Regions from separate parts of the Homo sapiens genome. Here region 2 is linked to region 1. The links are chromatin contacts, found by Hi-C or POLR2A ChIA-PET in ENCODE. All regions are on one chromosome and are shown on one strand. The core of a region is the stretch at or near the end of the contact, and the rest is flanking DNA. Distances in the headings are between cores, read along the strand shown.

Region 1 (5,536 bases), core at 2,014-4,513:
TATAATAGTCTCTGATATTTTGTATTTCTGTGGTATCAGTTGTAATGTCTCTTTTTTCATTTCTGATTTTATTTGGGGCTTCTCTCTTTTTTTCTTGGTTAGTCTAGCAAGTACTTTATCAGTTTGGTTTATCTTTTCAAAAAAACAAGTTTTCACTTTATTGTTTTTTAGTCTCTATTTTGTTTAGCTCTGCTCTGATTTTTCTTACTTCTTTCCTTCTGCTAATTTTGGGGTTGGTTTGTTCTTCCTTCTCTAGTTCCTTAAGATGCATTGTTAGATTGTTTATTTGAAATCTTTCTACTTTTTTGATGTAATCATTTATTGCTGTAAACTTCCCTGTTAGCACTGCTTTTGCTATGTCTGATAAGTTTTGCTACACTGTTGCCATTTCTATTTTTTCAAGAAATTTTTTGTCTAATCCTGAATTTCTCCCTTGACCTAATGGTCATTCAGAAGCATGTTGTTTAATTTTCATTTATTTGTACGGTTTCCAAAGTTCCTGTTGTTATTAATTTCTAGTTTAATTCCATTATGGTTTGAGAAGATACTTGATACAATTTTGACTTTTTCAAATTTATTGAGACTTGTTTGGTATCCTAACATATGTTCTATTCTGGAGATTGTTTCATGTGCCATTGAGAAAATTCTGTAGCTATTGGGTGAACTCTTCTGTTAGTGTCTGTTAGGTCCATTTGGTCTAATGTGCAATTTAAATCCAATGTTTCTTTGTGAATTTTTTGTCCAGATGAGCTAATGCTGACAGTGGGATGTTGAAGTTCTTAACAATTATTGTATTGGAGTCTATCCCTTTAGATTGGACAATATTTGCTTTATATGTTTGGGTACTCCAGGATTGGGTGCATACATACTTAGAATTGTTATATCCTCTTGCTGAATTGATCTCTTTGTCAATTATATAATGACCTCCTTTGTCTCTTTTTACTGTTTTTTACCTAAAGTCTGTTTCATCTGATATAAGTACAGCTACTCCTGTTTGTTTTTGGTTTGTGTTAGCATGGAGTATCTTTTTCCATCTCTTTACTTTCAGTCACAATGTGTTTTCACAGATGAGATGAATTTCTTGAAAGAAACGTATAGTTGGGTTGTGTTTTTGCATCCATTCAGCCAGTATACATCTTTTAAGAGGAAAGTTTAATCTGTTTACATTCAGGGTTATTGATATGTGAGGAATTATTCCTGTCATCTTATTAATTGATTTCTGGTTGTTTTGTTCCTTTTGTTCTCTCTTATTATTGTGATGTAGAGTTTTTCTTTCATAACATTTTAGTCTTTTCTCTTCTTTGTGTGTTTGCTCTACCAGTGGTTTTTAAAATTTCTGTGTGTTTTCATGATTGTAGATATCATTCTTTCTCTTCTGGGTATAGCACTCCCTTAAGCATTTCTTGTAAGCCATCTCATGGTGATGAATTCCATCATGGTGATTAATTCCATCAGCTTTCTTTTGTCTGGGAAAGACATTGTTTCTCCTTCATTTATGAAGGATAACTTTCCTAATCCTTGGTTGGTAGTCTTTTTCTTTCAGCGCTTTGAGTATATCATCCCGTTCTCTCCTGGCCTGTAAGGTTTCTGCTGAGAAATCCATTGTTAGTCTGATGGGTTTCCTTTATAAGTGACTAGATGCTTTTCCCTTGCTGTTTTTAGAACTCTCTCTGTCTTTGACTTTTGACAGTTTGAGTATAGTTTGTCATGGAGAAAACCTTTTTTTTTTTTTGGTTTTGAGACAGAGTCTCATTCTGTCACTCAGCCTGGAGTACAGTGGCGCAATCTCAGCTCACTGCAGCCTCTGCCTCCCAAGTTCAAGCGATTCTCCCACCTCAGCCTCCTGAGTAGTAGCTGGGATTACAGGTGTGTGTTACCACACCCATCTAATTTTTGTATTTTTAATAGAGACAGGGTTTCACCATGTTGGCCAGTCTGGTCTCGAACTCCTGACCTCAGGTGATCCACCTGCCTCGGCCTCCCAAAGTGCTGGGATTACAGGCATGAGCCACCGCACCGGGCCAGAGAAGACCTTTTTAAATTGTATCTACTTGGTGATCTCTGAGCCTCCTGTGTCAGGATGTCTACATTTCTTGTTAGACTTGAGAAATTTTCCTCTGTTGTTTTAGTAATAGATTTTCTAATCCTTTCACTTTCTCTTCACCTTCTGAGACTCCTAAAATTTGAATAGTTGGCCACTTTAGGGTGTCCCATATGTCATGTAAACTTTGCCCATTTTTTTATTCTTTTTTCCTTATTCTTATCTGACTGTGTTATCTCAAAAGACCTGTCTTCAAGTTCTGAGATTCTTTCTTCTGCTTGATCTAGCCTATTATTGATGCTTTCAAGTATATTATGTATTTAATATTTCATCAAGTATATTATGTATTTCATCAATAAATTATTTCCAGAAGTTGTTTGGTTCTTTTATATGTATCTTTTTTTGATAAACATCTCATTAATATCCTGAATTGTTTTTCTGATTTCTTTGTATTTTTTTAAAACAAATTTTAAAGTTTGTATCTCACCTCCCTGAGCTTTTTTAATATCACAACTTTGAATTCTTTTCCCAGAATTTTGTAAGTTTACTTTTGATTGGGATCTGTTGCTGGAGAATTATTGTGTTCCTTTGGTGGTATCATATTTTCTTGTTTTTTCACGTTTCCTGCATCCTGAAGTTGATATCTGTGCATCTGATGTGATATTTGCTGTTTCTAATTTTTCAAATTTGCTTTTGTAGGGGAGGACTTTTCCTGAAGATGTATTTATGGTGTCAGTTAGGTGGGGCACTTTGGCTTTAATTCTGGGTGCATGCAGTAGTGTAGTTTCTGTATGACTTTCAGCTGTAAATATCATCAGTGGTATCTGTCATTTCCTCAGTGCTTTAGGATGCGGTTACTAGTGGAGATTTGCTAGGGAATAGGATGCCATGTGGGCCAATGTTCGGACCCAAGTGTTGGCAGTGGTGGGCTGAGTTTGCCTGTCCTTGGGCCCAGGGTGATGTTGCTGGCACCAGTGTTAGCAAGCCCAATCAGGCCAGTTATTGGGTCTCCAGGTGGCTCACTTGGGTGCCAGAAATGGCGGGTGACCTGGTTCTCAGGCTACTTGGCAGCAAGTGGGGGCATGGGTGATGGCAGTAGTAGTGGTGGGACAACCCTGTGGGACACAAGCAGTCTGTGCCAGTGTTGGCTGTGGGTGCGGTGATTGGGTGGATCAGTTTCCAGGTCTGCAGGTGGCTTACCAGCTGTGATGTTAGTGGCAGGTTGAGTGGGCCTGACTTCAGACACCAGGAAGAGTGCTCAGCTGCTATTGGTGGTGGACTGGCTGAGCATCCGGGTACCTGATGGCAGGCTTGTGTACTGAGAGGGTGACGCTGGGCCAGATGGACTTGTCCTCAGGCCTCCCTGTGGTGCATGTGAGTGCTGGCTGTGGTAGGAAGAGGTAGAGTATTCCTAGGCTACTGGTGGAATGCTTAGGTGAGGACAGTGTGGCTGTGCTGTGGACCAGCTACTTGGGACAGCAGTGTTGTTTTCAGTTGGGAGCAGCCACAGAGAGGTGGCTGGGGCACATGCAGTTTGCTCATGCCTCAGCCCAAAGCAGCCAGCAGCAGCCATAGCCGCATGCACTGGAATTTGTCCTCAGGGAACCAGAAAATGCCTGGCTGCTCCTCTATTGGGGGTGTCAGGTCGCTGCCAGTGGCTCCTGCTTTGGCTTAGGCAACAGTGGCCACAGAGCAAGATGCAGTCTGGGAGGGGCTGGGCTCTCAAAATAGTCTTGTGCTGTGGCTGCTTAGGACTCAGTGGTTTATAGTACTCAGTGTGAACTTACTCTCTGGAGTAATGCCATCACACTGTCTCCAGGCAGCTTCCTATGTTAGATCTAGAGCCTACGAGAATCAAGGGACTCCTGTAGCTAGGATTGTGGGAGTCTTCAGAGGGAATGTGGACTGCTGGGGTTCTCTCACTTACTCTTTTCCTGCATTAGGGAGTCTCTCCAGGCTTCCAGGCAATCTCAGCCAAACAGGCTGCCTTGCTTCTGTCTCCTTCCTTGCTTTGGTGCATCCTGTCACTTGTTTGTTAAATTCTAGTGTTCTCTCTTTGATGATCTCTTCAAAATGTGATTATGTAATTCCTGCTTAGGTTTCTCTCCATGGAAGAGGAGAAGACCAGAGGCATCTAGTCAGACATCTTGAAGCCACTCCCCATGATACTGTCTTAGGAAAACAATCAACATGTAGCATTCATGGATACCAAAGGGAAAATGGGTAAACACATTTTTTTTTTTTTAGACGGAATCTCGCTCTGTCACCCAGGCTGGAGTGCAGTGGCGTGATCTCGGCTCACTGCAAGCTCTGCCTCCCGGGTTCACGCCATTCTCCTGCCTCAGCCTCCCAAGTAGCTGGGACTATAGGCGCCTGCCACCACACCCGGCTAATTTTTTGTATTTTTCAGTAGAGACGGTGTTTCACCGTGTTATCCAGGATGGTCTTGATCTCCTGGCCTCGAGATCTGCCTGCCTCGGCCTCCCAAAGTGCTGGGATTACAGGCGTGAGCCACCGCACCTGGCCAGGTAAACACATTTTTTTTCTTCCACCTTTTATTTTAGGTTTGGGAGGTACAGGTGAAGGTTTGTTACATGGGTAAATTGTGTGTCATTAGGGTTGAGTGTACATAATATTTCATCACCCAGGTAGTGAGCTTAGTACCCAATAGGTAGTTTATTGATTCTCACCCTCCTCCCACCTTCCATTCTCAAATAAGCCCTGGTGGCCATTGTTCCCTTCTTTGCATCCATGTGTACTCATTGTTTAGTTCCCACTTATAGGTGAGAAGATGCAGTATTTGGTTTTCTGTTCCTGCATTAATTCACTTAGGATAATGGTTTCCAGCTGCATCCATATTACTGCAAAGGACATGATTTCATTCCTTTCTATGTTTGTGTAATATCCCGTGGTGTATATATACCACATTTTCTTTATCCAGTTCACCACTGATGTGCATCTAGGTTGATTCCATGTTATTGTGAAAAGTGCTGATGAACATATGTGTGCATATGTCTTTATGGTAGAATGATTTTTGTTGGTTTGGGTATATACCCAATAATGAGATTGCTAGGTCACATGGTGGTTCTAAGTTCTTTGAGAAATCTCCAAACTGCTTTCCACAGAGGCTGAACTAATTACATTCCCACCAGCAATGTATAAGTGTTCTCTGTTTTCCACAACCTTACCAACATTTGTTATTTTTTCACTTTTTAATAATAGCCATTCTGTCTGCTATGAGATGGTATCTCATTGTGGTTTTGATTGCATTTCTCTAATGATTAGTGATGTTGAGCATTTTTTTCATATGCTTGTTGGCCTCATGTATGTCTTCTTTTGAGAAGTGTCTGTTTATGTCCTTTGCCCATTTTTTAAGGGTTGGTTTGATTTTTGTTTGTTGATTTGTTTAAGTTCCTTAGAGATTTTGAATATTAGAACTTTGTTAGATGCATAGTTTGCAAATATTTTCTCCTTTTCTGTAGGTTGTCTGTTTTC
Region 2 (5,853 bases), core at 1,171-3,670, 150 kb after region 1:
ATGTCAGGCAGAAGTATAATGGTCCATTTGAAATTATTTGTTACTAAAGTAAGGCTAGTCATTGTGGCTATGTGTCTTTTCCAGCCACATTCAGTTTCACAGGTATGAGAGCAAAATAATGGAGAATTGATTCTAACCAGGAATGTTGTTTTGTCTAATGGCTATAATAACCCAAGAGAAGGGTGAGGGAGCTAACAGTGGGTGCAAGATGGTGATTATAATGACAGAGTATGGAATTTAACCTGGTAGTGATGAAAGTGAAGACACAAAGGAGGTGAGAAGCTGAGAGAGATAGCGGTAGGATCAATGGGCTGCAGGCACTGAGACAGACAAAGATTGCTGGATTCAGTTTAACGTTACTAGGGTAAAAGAAAAGAGTTGGATTGGTGGTTAGAGAGTGGGATCATTGAAATCACTGAGAGGTTGAAAGTGACAAGTCTCCGAGCATGCACATGAGCATTAGAGTCAGAGGAGAGTGGAGGACAAGACCACAGGCAGAGAAGAGGTCAAGGCACTGGAAGGCCAGGGATTTGAAAATACTATTGCTGTGAATGTTGAAATCACCAGGAACTGTGGCAGAAGTAACAGTGGAGAAGGTGGCCATGAGCCAGGAGCTCAAACTTTCAAGGAATGAGGGAGAAAGTAGATACTAGGAGATGGATACCAGCAGAAGTGGTAAGGAGTGGCACCTTCTGATAGCATGTGATGTAAAACTGGGGAAATGAGCCTTCTCCTCTTCTCTTTTCCTAAGCCTACTACAATCTGGCTGCTACTCCCATTACTCTGTTGAGAATAACTTGAAATGATGATAGCAAATCCTTAAAAGAATGTCACTGGATGTACTAAAAACTGTGATAAGTGATATGATCAAAGTAGACATTTCTTCCACTAGAATTTTGGGAGGAAGCCTAATGGAAACCAATGCGCACAGAAAGACAAATGCTGTATGTTATTAGTCATATGTGGACTCTAAAAAACTCATCTCATAGAAGTAGAGGGTAGAATACTGGTTACCAGAGGCTGGGGAAGGGAGAGACAATGGGAGATGGAGAGAGATTGGTTAAAGGGCACAGGATCACAGATAGATAGGAGGAATACATTCATCCTTGAATACTTAACCCTCTGCCCTAAATCTGTCAGTCCTACATCCATACTTCTTATTTCAGTAAGTAGCACCACCATTCATTTCTAATCCTGGGGCTAACTCTTTTTTTTTTTTCTTTTCTGAATCATGTCTCCTTTTAATGGTTAAGGAAAACAAGTTTAACATAAAATTAGCAACAACAACAACAACAACAACAAAATCAAGGTTTAAAGTCAAAATTATTTTAAGAGAAAAACCCAGGCAAAATAGCCTACCTACAGGCAGGCAGTACATGTCAGAAGGACAGGCCACCCCCAATAAAAAAGATAAAATATTATTTTTTCTACCTTTTTTAAACTTAATTATTTAATTATTTCTTTCTTTTTTCTTTTTTTTGTTTCTTTTTTTTATTATACTTTAAGTTTTAGGGTACATGTGCACAACGTGCAGGTTTGTTACATATGCATACATGTGCGACGTTGGTGTGCTGCACCCATTAACTCGTCCTTTACATTAGGTATATCTCCTAATGCTATCCCTCCCCCCTCCCCCCACCCCACAACAGGCCCCGGTGTGTGATGTTCCTCTTCCTGTGTCCATGTGTTCTCATTGTGGAAGCTGGAAACCATCATTCTCAGCAAACTACCGCAAGGGGGCTAACTCTTGATTGCTTTCTTCTCACCACCAACCTTAAGAAAGGAAGTAACCAAAATCCAATACATGAGCAACTGTTCATTCCATCTCCAATATCTTTGTTAATTGTCCACTTTATCCACCCAGTCAGGGCCGCCATCAAACCTCACTTGGATGTCGGCAAAAGCTCCCCTGACTGGTCTTCGCAGTCCATTATTGCCCTATTCTAATCTACCTTCCATACTATACACAGATTTACATTTTTTAAATGTGTATCTAATTGTCCCTCCCTTTTAAAAAATCTTACAATGGCATGACGTCTCAATTCAGGGTAAGGAAATTGTTTCTTCACATTCCCTGTACACCGTACACATCGCCTGCAATTGCCCTTCAACACGGAGAGCAGGCATTTCATTAGCTGACCTTCCCACACACATTCTTGCAAAGAGGAAAAGTTAAGCAGGGTGTTTGGAGGCGAGCTGCCATCATCCACCGCCTTTGTCTGGAAGCGCAGGGCCTCACACGCGGGATCCATCGGAAGCCCGAGCATTGTCAAGCTCTGCTGCTGCACCTGGGTCAGCAAGGTGGGCTCTGCCAGCGAAACTCGTTAGAAACAATGCAAATGGGGAGTAAACATGACCTCGCCCATGAAGGGGAAGCTGTGGTCAAAAGCATTTTGTCCCGGAACCCCGCAGCCCTCCCCACACTCTGGGCGCGGAGCACAATGATTGGTCACTCCTATTTTCGCTGAGCTTTTCCTCTTATTTCAGTTTTCTTCGAGATCAAATCTGGTTTGTAGATGTGCTTGGGGAGAATGGGGGCCTCTTCTCCAAGAAGCCCGGAGCCTGTCGGGCCGCCGGCGCCCGGTCTCCCCTTCTGCTGCGGAGGATCCCTGCTGGCGGTTGTGGTGCTGCTTGCGCTGCCGGTGGCCTGGGGTGAGAGGCGGGCGGGCGTGGGGAGGCGCCCGGGCGGACGAGGAACCCGGGGCCCCGCAGAGAACTCGCGTGCAGCGCTGAGCTGCGCTGCTCTGCGCGCCCGGGTCCGAAGGCAGCGCGATGGGTGGGCTGAGCGCGCGACCCGGCAGGGCGGCGGGTGTAGGATCCTTCTGCGCACTGGAGACCCTCGCTGCTTCTGGGTAAGCGTGGAGTTCCCAGGTGCAGGGGCTTAAGTCGTGACGAGCGCAGTGGAAGGCGCAGATGCTGAGCGGGTGCCGCACGAAATTCCTTGCCTTTGTGTATTCACAGCCTCGGCTGGCTATAGCCAAGACGTGGCGTTGATCCTAGTGAAAGGGAACTTGGGGATCCGACAAACCTGAGTTCTGGTCCTAGAAACTTAACTGTGAGGCAACTTAGCACACCTGAGTCTGTTTGCTCTTCTGTAAAATGGGGACACTGGTATCTCTGCATCGTGGAGTTGCTGCCTCAGTGGCATTAAGCCTGTCGAGTATCTAACACAGGGCTATGTGTCCCCGAGTCCATTTCTATCCCCCAACCGTTACCTCTGTACTTTGCTCCCAATGGTGTTTAGACAAGCAGTCCTAGGGATGCAGGTGTTACCTGACAACTGCCCCGCATGGAACTGTCCTCGCCCCCCACACCAAGCCACCACGGCCATCATCACCATGCACTTAATTGACAGCATACTTTAAGACAGATGCATGCCAGGCACTTGCGGATTAGAAGAGCAAGGGAAGCCCCAGAACATGCAATGTAACCGTTGCAGGTAGAAGGGACAGTAGATATGTTTACAGTTCGCATTTTAGTGATGTGTTTAGTACAAAATAACGCCTATTATAATTATTATGGAAATTTTGAGGCCACATCTCTTCCTTTTTCTTAACTTCAAATAGGTAAACATCTTCAGTTAGAACCCTTCTATTATTATTTTTCGGCTCCCCAGAAGTCTTCTTGGTTGCCTAGACTCACTGGCAACATCTCATTTGAAGTGACAGTCTTGGTTGTTTTTGTCCAGCCTATTCCTGACAACTCCGGGTTCGCCCTTCTCTGCCACTAGACATTTTACATTCATTATTTGAGTGTTCCTTCTTCTCTAAAAGAGTAAATAAAATAAAATAAAGTAGAACCAAGTCCCGCAAGAGTTGTTATTAATATTTGATCTCCTTAGGCACCAGAAAGTAACCTGTCAGGTGCAGAGATGTGATAAAACGTACAATCTTATTTTTAGGAGAGAAGCATGCCCAGTAAGTTAAGCAATCTGTTGTCAACGCTTAGGAATTTGTGTCATCTTTGGGAGTACTGGCCCTCTTCTTACTAGAATGTTGTTTTACTTAGCCTATGTTGATTAAGTTACTGTTATAAACAATCCCAGACACTATTAATTGCAAAAAAAAAATTTACTGAGGTTATCACAATAACTTCCAAATGTGAAACAGCCTAAACTAAACTACCTAGAAATTTTGTTGCTGACATAATTTAAATTTTAAAATGCTGATGGATGCTTCCAGTGTGCACGGTCCTTTGGAATTTTAAAGAAGTATAAGAGCTCTGCACCCAAAGTGTATGCATATAGAAGTAGGTGGTGGAGTTTTATGAAATCTACTTATTAGGAAGCCAGCGTTCTGCTTTTTCCAGCCTCTGCTACTTACCAGCTGGTGTCTTGGACCCAGTAAGTTAAGTCACATCACTGACCTTCAGTGTCCACATGTATAAAATGAGCACAACTGACATCCTGATCTCTGAGAGAGACGTTTTGAAAATCAGATGGTGTAATGCATGTGACAGTGTTTTGTAATCTGAAAACCCCCATGCATGTCTGAAAAACCATGACTAAGAAGTCGTGCAAGACTGCAGGATCACCGAAAAGCGAGAAATCTCAACTCCTATGATCAGGAAAGGATGAGTGAAAGGTATATGGCTTTACTAGCACTTAAAGAGTGAATCTAGAAACAGATTGCATACGACAAAAAATAGCAGAGGAGCTAGGATTGTTTTGTTATTATGAGTTACTCACAGTACCCGTAAAGTGGTATAGTGCTATTTGAAAGAGGACTTAGATTAGCTGCAAATAGATATTGCAAATGTAGGACAACCCCTGAAAAATGTGAAAAAAAGAACTATAATTTATATGTTAATAAGTAAGAGAGAATTGCATCATATAAAATGCTCAGTTAAAACAATAAAGATGGCTGGGGACAGTGGCTCATGCCCATAATCCCAGCACTTTGGGAGGCTGAGGTGGGTGGATCACCTCAAGTCAGGAGTTCAAGACCAGCCTGGCCAACATAGTGAAACCCTGTCTCTACAAAAACACAAAAATTACCAGGGCATGATGGTGGGTGCCTGTAGTCCCAGCTACTCGGGAGGCTGAGGCATGAGAATCGCTTGAACCTGGGAGGCGGAGGTTGCAGTGAGTCGAGATCGTGCCATTGCACTCCAGCCTGGGTGACAGAGCGCAACTCCAAATCAAAAAAAAAAAAAAAAGAAACAAACAAACAAAACAAAAAACAATAAAGGGCAGGAAAAGAATGGAAGACAAAAAATAGAAACAGAGAACAAGAGAAAAAAAGCAACAAATAAAAACCAGTAACAAAACTAAAGCAACTATATCAACAATCATTTTGAGTGTCAATGATCGAAATGCACCATTTGAAACAGATCATCAGAGTGGATCAAGAAACAAGACCCAACTATATACTGTGTACAACAAGACCGTTTTAAATATAGACAATATATATGAAAAGTAAATGGATAAAGATATACCATGCTAATGCTAGTCACAGAAAGCAGGAATAGCTGTGTTAATTTCAAACACAGCAGACTTCAGACCAAGAAAAATTATTAGGGATAAAGAGGGGCATCATATAATGATAAAGGGGCCAATTATCCAAGAAGACGTAACAATATCCCATATGTATGCACCTGATGGAGAGACAAAATACGTGAGGCAAAACCCATAGAACTGCAAGGAGAAATAGATGGATTTACTATCATAGTTGGAGACTTCTATGATATCTTTCTGATATCAGAAAAGGTGCTGAAGTCTCCTTATCAGAAATGGGCAGATTCAGCAGGCAGAAAATCCGTAAGGACATACTTGAATTCAACAGCACCATCAATCCACTTGGGTATAATTGACATATATAGATGACTTCATCCACAACAGCAGAGCACATATTC

Evidence for each region. A loop is a pair of places that touch in the nucleus more often than their neighbours do. ChIA-PET counts read pairs that join two places held with the same protein, here RNA polymerase II (POLR2A). Pooled maps may share reads with other maps.
Region 2: a map of CD8-positive, alpha-beta T cell shows a loop between it and region 1 (4-fold over the local background). The contact joins the promoter of CR1 here to the enhancer-like site in region 1. A Hi-C loop is called at or near these places in 3 of 168 maps with a recorded cell type or tissue (B cell, CD8-positive, alpha-beta T cell and naive thymus-derived CD4-positive, alpha-beta T cell), 19 of 37 single-sample maps with no recorded cell type and 14 of 50 pooled maps. POLR2A ChIA-PET finds 5 or more read pairs at or near these places in 1 of 52 experiments (naive thymus-derived CD4-positive, alpha-beta T cell).

Annotation. Positions count from the first base shown.
Region 1 is chr1:207,342,993-207,348,528 of GRCh38, forward strand. The region is part of intron 9 of CD55 (CD55 molecule (Cromer blood group)); the gene reads left to right. Among named protein-coding and RNA genes, the nearest start is that of CD55, 24 kb to the left of the region's middle. RefSeq lists an enhancer at 3,354-3,854. Within about 2 kb of position 3,264, at least 4 of the 41 ENCODE cell types and tissues checked have a DNase peak (open chromatin) inside an H3K27ac peak, as active enhancers do; they include B cell, where a contact is called at or near this core.
Region 2 is chr1:207,493,737-207,499,589 of GRCh38, forward strand. It overlaps CR1 (complement C3b/C4b receptor 1 (Knops blood group)), which reads left to right and starts at 2,421. Exons shown (of 47, transcript NM_000651.6): 1 at 2,421-2,652. The coding sequence starts at 2,532. RefSeq lists an enhancer at 5,824-5,853.